Regions from separate parts of the Homo sapiens genome. Here region 2 is linked to region 1. The links are chromatin contacts, found by Hi-C or POLR2A ChIA-PET in ENCODE. All regions are on one chromosome and are shown on one strand. The core of a region is the stretch at or near the end of the contact, and the rest is flanking DNA. Distances in the headings are between cores, read along the strand shown.

Region 1 (5,348 bases), core at 675-3,174:
GTCCAGCGCTTCAGAGTGCAGTTCCAGACACGGAAGGAAGATCTTATCGCAGCTTTTGGAAAAGCTCCATTGTTACAGCGGTCTTGTTTCCTTCACACCGAAAAGCAAGAAATAACATTGAAGACTCATTTTGGTTTGTAATCTGTTTGGATCCAAATGTTCATTCCTTACGGAGATTTTCTGAACCTATGAGAATATTTCACAGGATTGATGACTAATGCAGATACTCTAAAGATGAGATCCATCAATAAAATTTTAATCTCTCAATCACCTGGTACTCTTGATTGTACCTGTACTCACAAGCTGTAAATTGATATAAGCTCTAAACCATTTGTTATTCCTTGCCAATAAAATATGACATTAAATTAGGTTCTACTACTAGTTTAAGCGGAGCTTTCTTCAATTTGGTGTATCTATATATACATTGTTGATCTAGTTCTATTGGAATAAGAGTTAAGAATATGGCCTCCAGAACATCCACTTCCGATATTTGGAACGTGTTAATGTTTTCTTTGTGGCCAATTAATGACTGAATCATCTAAATGCCCAAAGTCACAAAAGAACATATATTTTCTGCTGGATATAAAGTCATGTATAATGTTGAGGTTGTTTATTATATTTTTTTCAAACCTTATTTTTCCTTATTTTTATCTGCTTGGCCTAGTAAACTCTGAAAGAGATATATTACAATGTCCTAGAATAATTTGTTTGTTTTTAAGTTATCTTGACATGAGTTTTTGCTTTATGTATTCGGCTTTTTTCCTGCTTTGGCATAAACATGACTGTAATACATTCTTGCGGCTTATACACTTTTATCATTAAATAATCTTTCTCTTTGTCCCATTTAATAGGTATGGATGTTTTCATTGAAGCTCTACAGCTTCAAACCTTGTATCAAACCATTTGGTTAAATGACATGACGGTTAGTTATCAAATGTAAAAAAGCAATATTTTATCTGAATTATTATGGACAAAGACTGGGAAAAAATTGAGTTGTCATGTTAAAGAAGTGGATTATGAGTTAATTATTCCTTTTTTTTTTTTTTTTTTTTTTTTGAGATGGAGTCTTGCTCTGTCGCCCAGGCTGGAGTGCAATAGCGCTATCTCAGGTCAATGCAACCTCTGCTTCCTGGGGTCAAGCGATTCTCCTATCTCAGCCTCCAGAGTAACTGGGTTACAGGCACGCACCACCATGCCCGGGCTAATTTTTGTATTTTTAGTAGAGATGGAGTTTCACCATGCTGGCCAGGCTGGTCTCAAACTCCTGATCTTGTGATCCACCCGCCTCGGCCTCCCAAAGTACTGGAATTACAGGCATGAGCCACCACGCCCGGCCTCCTTAGGTTTATTTTTTATCCTGATTACATTTGTTTAATCAACTGAAGTAATTTCCAAAATAAATGAATAATGTTCTGATTTCTGGTCAACATTGATAGGAATAGGGTAAAACCCATCAACCCAGAAGACAAAACTTACCTATTATTATCTCCACCTTCCCTGCCATCTGTTCCTTATCTGTCTGTCATCAAACAATTTAATTTTGAAAATAAAGTAGGTGTGTCTGGCTACTGCCTGTGGGTGATAGTGAATTTCGTTAGAGTCAGCCGCATTGTTTTTCGGGAGGCGAGGAGCCATCTCAGTTCTAGAGCTGGAGGAAGAAGCAATCCGTGTGATTCTCTGGCTTCCTCTTAGTGACCTCTCTCCTGCTGCAGGGAACAGCAGCACTTCAGTTCAAAAGGCTTGGAACAAACTGATCCTTTTTGTAAATAATAGAAATAAGTTGAGGCTTTACAGACTAGAAGCTACAAGGCGTTCTTTCAGTTGATAAGCTAGTAAGTCAACACTGCTTTACTTTTTACTTGACTTTATGAGAAATGGCATAACCTCAGCTGCACTCTCAAGCAACAGCATTTTGTCAGTAGAAGAATATTGTCAGTACACAGCCATGGCCTCTTCCATCCTTTAGGCAAAGAACATATAAAAGGTTACTATTTCCAATATTCTACTGCCCTAGAAATGGCAGTAAATGCATTTCTACCCATTGTACACTTAGGCAGGGGCAATCAAAGCAACGCTGTCCGTAAATGGCCTTTTATCATTTTTGGTGACAGCTGGAAGGAAGTCTTTAGAAATTTCTCTAAAGGGTGCGGTAGGATGTCAAAGGAATTCTAACTTTTAGCAGGAATCTTGAATGTGCCAAGTTCACACATGGCTGCAATATGTTTAATTCTTAATCAAGTAAATGGAAACAAGATGGTCCGAGGGACTGCAGAGGGTACCCATTCTATTACCCCAGATTAAACTCTTTACGCTTCTCCAAAAGTATTTGGAGATTAGTTGTTTTTTTTTTTTTTTTGAGACGGGGTCTCACTCTGTCGCCCAGGTGCAGTGGGGCAGTGGTGCCATCTCAGCTCACTGCCAACTCAACCCTGCCTCCCAAGCCCAAGGGATCCTCCCACCTCAGCCTCCCAAGTAGCTGGTACTACAGGCACGCTCCTCCACACCCAGCTAATTTTTGAATTTTTAGTAGAGACAGGGTTTCACCATGTTGTCCAGGCTGATCTCAAACTCCTGAGCTCAAATGATCCTTCCGCCTTAGCCTCCCAAAATGCTGGAATTACAGGCATGAGCCTGGCCTACTTTTTATTTTTTTTTAACTACATACCAAATACCAAATAGGAGTTTCTAGATATAGATCACCTGAGGAAAAACGTACAGAAAAAAGTAATTAATGCTAAATAATGATAATAGAATTTTATGTCTCTATCTTCTTACAACCTATAGCAATGAACCTGGAACTCTTAGTGCATCAAGACGTTTTATTTGATTACATGAAACAAATTGTCAGAGGCTGATTTTTCCTCTCTGTCTCCCAGAGTCTCATTCTGTCTCCCAGGCTGGAGTACAGTGGTGCAATCTTGACTCACTGCAACCTCTGCCTCCCAGGATCAAGCAATTCTCATGCCTCAGCCTCCCAAGTAGCAGGGACTGCAAGCGTGCACCACCATGTCCAGCTAATTTTTGTGTATTTTAAATAGAAACGGGATTTCACCATATTGGTCAGGCTGCTCTCGAACTCTCGAGCTCAGGTGATCCTCCTGCCTCAGCCTCCCAAAGTGCTGGGATTACAGGCATCAGCCACGATGCCCGGCCTGTGTTTGCTATTCTATCAGCTTCCAAAAGTGCAAAAAGTTCAATGATCCATTCCTGCTCACAGCAGCACTATTCAGAATAGCCAAAAGATGGAAGTAACACAAGTGTTCATCAACAGATGAATGAATAAGCAAAATGTGTTATCTATATAAAACAGAATGTTATTCATCCTTCAAAGGGAAGTACATTCTGACATATGCTACAACTTGGATGAAACTTAAGGACATTATACTAAGTAAAATGAGCCTTTCACAAAAAGACAAATACTGCATGAATTCACTAACATGAGATATCTAGAGTAGTCAAAATCATAGAAACAGAAAGTGGAATGGTAGTTGCTAGGGCATAGGAGTAAGAGAGAATGAATAGCAATTATTTAATGGGTACAAGAGTTTCAGTTTTACAAGACAGAAAAGAGTTACAGAGGTGGATGGTGGTGATGGTTGTGTAACATTATGGACATTACGGATGTATTTAATGACACTGAACAGTACACTTAAAAATGGTTAAGTTGGGCCTAGGCAGAGGCTCATGCCTCTAATCCTAGCACCTTGGGAGGCCAAGGTGGGTGGATCACGAGGTCAAGAGATCGAGACCATCCTGGCCAACGTGGTGAAACCCCACCTCTACAAAAAATACAAAAGTTAGCTGAACGTGGTGGTGCACGCCTGTAGTCCCAGCTACTCGGGAGGCTGAGGCAGGAGAATCGCTGGAACCCAGGAGGCGGAGGTTGCAGTAAGCTGAGATCATGCCACTGCACTCCAGCCTGGCGACAGAGTGAGACTCGTCTCAAAAAAAAAAAAAAAAAAAAAAAGGTTAAGTTGGTAAACTTTATGTTTTGTGCATTTTACTACAGTAAAAACAAAAATGTGGATAGTTGCTGATTCTGGAGAAGATGTAAATTTTCTCAGTAGAGGTGAAGTGAGTGCAATCTGTGATCAATGTTGTTGGGAGAAAAACAGCTTTTGGTCAACAAGACATACCTCAGAACTGAGGAAGATGGTGAAGAGTCTCCGACGTGTATGTTTTTCATTTAAATTAAAATATGCCTTCCTGGGTCAAGCCAGGACCCAAAGTGTTCAGAGAAAATAGAATTTTATGTGATATTTTGAGTCCAAACAGAAACAGGAAATTCCAGCAACCTCTGGAAAGAGAACAAGTTCCCTTGAGAAGTTCTCACTTAGTTTTCCATATTGAATGAGTTCTGAGTGGTTCAAATGACATCCTGAAACACATGTGAACCATCTCAATCTCCACATATCCTCCGTGCTGGGTAAAGTTCAAACAACTAGGCATTATTTTAAGACTTGGAGTATATCGCCTTGCAAACAGGCTAAGTTAAATTCTACCCTGATAACAGAAGAGATAAAAGTGGCTATTCATATTATTTATGAGATCTTGCCTACCCAAAAATGCAACCACTGAAGTCATTCCATTATGCATAATATCTTGAAGTCCCTTATTAAAGTAAATACACTGTAAGTCACGCAAGGTGGCACATGTTACCACCCAGAACTGTATATCATCTGACTAGGTTAATTACTTATCACTTAACAGAATGGAAATGAGGAAAGGAAAGGAGAAAGAGAAGGAACATTTATTTAGCTCTTCCTATGTGCTTGCATTCAGGTAAGTTCTTTATGTAATTGCTTTTATTGAATCCTTGTAACATTTTGATAAAATAAGTTATTATTGCTTAATTTTTACAGTTAACAGAATTGAGACTTAGAAATATTAAGTAACTTGTCCATAGCTTTGCAGCTAAGAACCTGGTTTTGAGGCTGGGTACAGTGCCTCACACCTGTAATCCCAGCACTTTGGGTGGCCAAGGCGGACGACTCTCTTGAGGCCAGAAGTTTGAGACCAGCCTGGCCAACATGGTGAAATCCCATCTCTACTAAAATACAAAAAAAATGCTGGGTGTGGTGGCACACGCCTGTAATCTCAGCTACTGGGGAGGCTGATGCACGAGAATCACTTGAGCCCAGGAGGCAGAGGTTGTAGTGAGCAGAGATTGCACCAATGCGCTCCAGCCTGGGTGACAGAGCGAGGAATCCAGGTCTGACTGATTCCAAACCCTACCAGGTTAGTATCCACCCAATGTTTGAAGGAGGAAATCAACACAAAAGAATACAGCAGCGCTGCTCAATAGAAATACGATGTGAGGCACTTATGTATAACGCAAGGCACAACTG
Region 2 (5,791 bases), core at 279-2,778, 110 kb before region 1:
TCTTGCTGAATGAGTTCATATTCCTACCCTGCTTTTAAATGTTTAAGTCATAATCATCTTAGTTTTAAAGCCTCATTATTGCGGTATTTTTAGCATTCTAGTTTTCCAGATACATATATCATGTTACCAACCACAGTTTAAAAGCTCTTATGGCAACTTACTCATGCGCGCATTTTATTCTCTTTAAATTCTCTCCTAAGATGAGGAAAAGGGGGGTGTAGAAAATTTCCTCTGAACAATCAGAGGATTGTACATAGACACAATTTGGTCATGTATTGAAGTGAACCTTAGCTGGGGAAAAATTAAAACCTAACAAGAAACAAAAGAGGAACCTACTGTAGAAAACAATGAGTTTGTTCAAATGCATTCTTAACATTTCTGTGAGTACTAATCAACCATGAGAAACTTGTATAGCATAAAAGTGTCCACTAGGAGGCACTGCAGTCAAAGCACACAGAAATAGACCCAAAACCCTTAATTTATGTAAACTCACGTGTTTTTATTAATATTGTCAATAGTGAACTGTTTTTGCAAAATGAGAGGTCACTATTTTTCAGACCTGATTAGGAAAAATTGCACAAGGCACTTCTTGCTGAAGAAAAAAAATCCATTTTCTGGCAGCAGGAGTTAGCTGACTCGTGGCAATCCAGAGTTGGCCTCTTACTAAGGTCAATATGCATGTGCTCAGGAAACTTGAACCCACACAAGAATGTGAACCAAGACGGTCAGGCCAGAGATAACATGCGGGTCTTGTAAATGTCAAACTTTGCTTCCTCTGCTCAGCTGAAAACATCCTCTTCTCTTTCCCTTATCCTCCTCCCACCCTACCACTCCTGATGATATCCATAAACAAAAAAATTTTAATGACTCGTAGAAGCTTTAAAATAGGAGGACATTTAATTTCATAACGCATCTGCGGTCACAAGCTGACTGCAGCTGAGTGAAGATACAACCTTTAGCAGTGCTCCCTGACTACAGGTCAAGTGGATGCTCTCCTTGTGACTGTAGCAGATGGAGGAGGAAAGGTAAAGGTGAATGCAAGAGGCTAGAAACATACATTGTGATCCCTTTTTTAAAGCCTTTGATTTTTTAAGATTAAACTAACCCATTTTTTTAAGTATATGATTTGTTCATTAAACTACAAATACATGTCTTGGATTGCAAGCTGAAGAGCAACTGAGAGCTAGGAGAGGCATGATAAGACCCAGGAAAGAAACTACAGCAAGGCGCCCTCATGTCGCTTAGAATACAATGCAGGTCCCTGTAGCTCCTGCTCCCTGAGCCTCCTGGCACGCCTGTTAAACAACCACTGCCTTATTCACGCAGAGAACTTGCCATGCTGGGGTCGCCCAGGGAAAGTGAAGTTTTGGTCAGTGTTTTGGGTTGAATTGTATGTCTTCTCCGAAAAAATATGTTGAAGTCCTAACCCCTCTTTACATGCCAATGTGACATTATTGGAAGGAGGGTCTTTGCAGTTGTCCTCAAGTTAAACTTCGGCCACTAGGTGGCGCTCATCCAATGTGACTGCTGTCTTTATAAGGAGAGGAGATTTGAACACTGAGATGCAGAGACAGAACGCGGTGGGACGACAGAGGGAGAGAGGGGGGTGATGCGTCCACTAGCCAAGGAACACCAAGGACTGTTAGCAGCTGGGAGAGATGGAAGGAGCTCCGGAAGAAACCAGGCCTGCCCACACCTTGATTTCAGACTCCTGTTCTCCAGAATTGGAGAAAATAGATCTCTTGTTTTAGGTCACCCAGTTTGTAGTCCTTCATTATGGCAGCCCTAGGAAACTCATGACCAAATCTGGAAAAAGTAGGCCGGGCACGGAGGTTCACGCCTGTAATCCCAGCACTTTGGAAGGCCAAGGTGGGTGGATCACCTGAGGTCAGGAGTTCGAGACCAGCCTGGGCAACATGGCAAAACCCCGTCTCTACTAAAAATACAGAAATTAGCTGGGTGTGGTGGCGGGCGCCTGTAATCCCAGCTACTCAGAGCCTGAGACAGGAGAATCACTTGAACCCAGGAGACGGAGGTGGCAGTGAGCCAAGATCGTGCCACTGCACTCCAGCCTGCACAACAGAGCAAAACTCCATCTCAAAAAAAAAAAAAAAATGGAAAAAGTAGAATGGAATTCTGGGAATGATAATCAAGAGAGGTTCAACTGCTGAAGCACGAAGTTTTAAGGCTTTTTTTTTCTGTGTCTTCTCCTTTTCTTCCCTATTTTCCGGTCTACTCAACCCCGATATTCCAATTTCTCAATATGAAATATTATTTTTAGTTATCTTTAAACGCACAGCTGTTGGTGATTTCTGGAGACATGCCCATTTTTTCCAGTCCATTTTGTAGATCTCCTCAAATACCTAAAAACTTCACAGTCCAGTTGGCATTTTTAAAGCACTTTGCTCCTTTGAGTTGCTCAAATTATTTGACATAAATGTTCCCTTATTCATGTCAGTTTAAAGGAAAAGATAAGTACAGATCTTATTTTAAACCTCAGGAAATATACAGCAAAGTTAAGCATCTTATAGTAAATCACGTTGCCTTTCAGCGAGTGAGCAGAGCCTGGTGGACGGACTCCCAACTGCCTGTATAGTCTTTTTAAAGTATTATACAATTATATTTTATTCTTTATTACCCACCTACAAGACAAGAATGAATAAATCCTCCAAAATGGTGGTCACTCAAGAGTTGCCTTTTGGGGACCTTTCTCTTTTTTTTGATAGAAATGCCTCTGATATTTTGAGAATTCATAAAATCTCAAACAAAATGGAGCGAGTACCTTGTCATGTTCTAATTCTCCAGTAACCACAAGAATCTTCCTTCCTCTCCATTCCATTCTGAGAAAGAGCCACTTCACCTCTCAGAATGATGGGAAAGATAAGGCACAAGCCAAGCCAAATCTTCTCCCCCAAATTCCCTGGCTCTACACGTCCCTGGGACAGGAAGGTCTCAGCTCGCTGACTTGGGCATCCTCTGTGTGCCACAGGTGGGGGATCACCATAGAGAGCCCTCGGTCGGACTCCCTCTGCCCCTGGCATTCTGCCTCCCAAAGTTAAGTGTCATCTTAAAGATGGAGCCACACCAGGGAAAATTCCCTTATCCTTGCTGTGTTTCAGCAGAAGTGAAACAGACTGGAATTTCCAAAGCTACTAAAGAAAGGAGAAAGGGAAATCAAAGAACATCAAGAAAATTTAACAAGCCTAAAACTCAGAAGCACAGAAACATGGCTGAGCGTGTCCACCGCTCACAGGCCCTGTGCCACCCCTCCTCCAAGCTCACGGGCTTGGTTCACATGATCAAGACCACCCTGTGGCTTCCTTGCTTCCCAGCTACAGAGTCATGGCCACTGAAAAGTGCCACCTCACCTCCCTGCCAAGTCTGTGTCCTAGACAACTAACTCCCTGGATCAGGGGCATTACTGAACTAAGACCAAATCTCCAGATGAGAGAGAGATTATCAGATTCTTCACATGCGATCCAGCTTGTGGGAATGCGGGTGGGGTATAGGAAGTGGTTCAGCCCCATATGGATCCTTATAATGGAAGAATTATGAAAAATATAACCACAGAATAAACATGACAGTCACACAAGATGAGTCAGGTACACACCACAAACTGTGTAGGTCTCAGTGAAAGTAGACTATCTGGCTGAGGTTGGAGGGTCCTAGGCTAGTGCTACGGGGAGACAAGGACATGGTAGACAGGAAGGAGGTGACCCAGGCAGGGAGAAGGAGCAGATAGATTAGGAGGTTGTTGCCAGAAAGTGGGGCAGGCCTGTGGTAGAAATGCATGCCCCAGAGTTAAGGAAGCTGGGAACTGTCAGGAGCAGGTTGTGTGGTGCCAAAGAACACTGACATTTTTCAAATGGTGGGGGATTTGAAAAGGCAAGTGAGCAGCCCAAATGTGATCATAGTTAACGTCGACTGAGTTACACCAGAAATGTGCTAGACACTTCATATGGATCTTCTCATGTAATCCTCACAACAACCCCATGCTATAGAAGTACTGCCGTCCACATTTTATAGAAGAGTTAACAAGCCTTCAAAAAAGTAACTTGACCAAAGTCTCACAGACTAGTGAGTACAAAACCGAAATTAGAACCCACATCATTGGATATTGAAGCCGGAGCACTTAACGCTATATATGCGCACACACACGAGCACACGTGCACGCACACGTGCACACACACACATACACACACACACATCTTAAATATCAAGGACTCTACAGAGCAGGGGTATTTTCCAAAAGGAGGAAGAGTCATAGATTGCAAGTGATCATGGAGTATTGGCGTAAATGGGTCCCCAACCCAGTAGATGAAATGTGAAAAGGGGGAAGCCGGGATACTCTGGAGAGAGCAGAACTTCAGCTAGGGTGCGCATTCTCTGAGACTGAGGACACAGAAGGAAGTATCCACTGAAGAACAGGAATCCCAGACAGCCCAATGGAAAGGGTTGCCATGAGAGTAAAAGAGGAGTCAGGAGTCCATGGGAAAGCCCCACAGAGCAGCAGGGAGCAAGGGCATGCAAAGGAGACAGATTACCAGCCTGGCCAGAGCTTGGGTGATCCTTGGAGATGACAGGATGGTAGGGCAGATGGGACAGACTCCAGGGGGCCGCAAGTGTGCTGCTGTTTCCCCGTCCTCTGAGCTGCCAGGGCCTGGAGCACTCAGCCTGTGGTCAGTTGGTCGCCGGCCCTGGTGGAAGGGGAATCTTTGGGGCCACAGATAGTGGAGGAGGAAGGAGCTCTGCCTGGCCCCCTGGCAGCTGGGAGCTGGGAGCTGCCAGACCTTGAAGGAGAATTAGTTGGTCTAGGAAGCTTACCCTGGCATGACTAGGGAGGTAAAATAATCTGCCTAATGTACATTCCTCTTTTCCCCTGGAAAATCTGAAATAGAGAGCAGCCTGCTCTAAGCATGGTTGTACATTCTGCTTATTTGAAGAAGCCAGGCAAGGAGTTCCCCACAAGCAGCAAGACATGTAGGAACTGTAACGTGGAAGAACCTAAAACTATATTTTTGGTTCTCAGGTAAAGTAGGTCATGTATGGCAGCCATGTGACTAATGTCAGAATCACTGCTTTCTGCCTATTTTTCTAGTCCTCCAACCGTTTATTTATATTTGGAAACTATCTCAACCAGCCACTAACTGTATGTCATGGGCTTTCTCAACCGTCTTGTACACCAGCCATCTCTGACTCCTGCCAGCAGGGATCATGTTGAAACAGTTTGGGAGTGTGGTTTTTAGGTTCCAGCAAAATACTTCTTAAAAAAAAAAAAAAGCCTCCTAGGAAAATGAGTTTGAACTGTATGTAATTTCTGCTTCTGTTGAGTTTTCTGCAATGGTTCTTTCAAGCTAAGAACAGCCCAATACTCAAGCGAGGATCATTTCTCTTGGCCACTGATCCATTTTTCCTTTTTTATTATGGAAAGTTTCAAACATGCAAAAATATAGAGAAAAGAACAATGATGACCTGTACACCCCTCACCTTGCCGCAACATTCGACAATTGTCAACTCATTTTGGCCACCATATTCAGTGGATGATGAAGGAAGGAAGGAAAGGAAGAAAGGAGAGAGGGAGGGAAAGAGGGGAAAGAAAGGAAGGGAAGACAAAAATAAAAGAAGAAAAGAGAAAAGAAAAGAAAAGGGCTAGGCCTGGTGGCTCCTATGTATAATCCCAGAGCTTTGGGAGGCCAAGGCTGGAGGATTGCTTAAGACCAGGAGTTTGAGACCCACCTGGGCAACATAGTGAGATCCTATCTTTATAAAAATTTTTTATGTTAGCCAGGCT

The links. Hi-C counts contacts between places; a loop is a spot of excess contacts on that map. ChIA-PET counts read pairs that join two places held with the same protein, here RNA polymerase II (POLR2A). Pooled maps may share reads with other maps.
Region 2: a loop to region 1 is called in a map of endothelial cell of umbilical vein, with 8 times the contacts of the local background. The contact joins two enhancer-like sites. A Hi-C loop is called at or near these places in 3 of 168 maps with a recorded cell type or tissue (Caco-2, endothelial cell of umbilical vein and ovary) and 3 of 50 pooled maps. POLR2A ChIA-PET finds 5 or more read pairs at or near these places in 2 of 52 experiments (HEK293 and OCI-LY7).

Annotation. Positions count from the first base shown.
Region 1 is chr5:17,074,432-17,079,779 of GRCh38, reverse strand. No RefSeq gene overlaps it. Among named protein-coding and RNA genes, the nearest start is that of MIR10522, 79 kb to the left of the region's middle. Within about 2 kb of position 1,924, at least 3 of the 41 ENCODE cell types and tissues checked have a DNase peak (open chromatin) inside an H3K27ac peak, as active enhancers do.
Region 2 is chr5:17,185,313-17,191,103 of GRCh38, reverse strand. The region is part of intron 1 of BASP1-AS1 (BASP1 antisense RNA 1); the gene reads left to right. Among named protein-coding and RNA genes, the nearest start is that of BASP1-AS1, 29 kb to the left of the region's middle. RefSeq lists a silencer at 530-824. Within about 2 kb of position 1,528, at least 5 of the 41 ENCODE cell types and tissues checked have a DNase peak (open chromatin) inside an H3K27ac peak, as active enhancers do.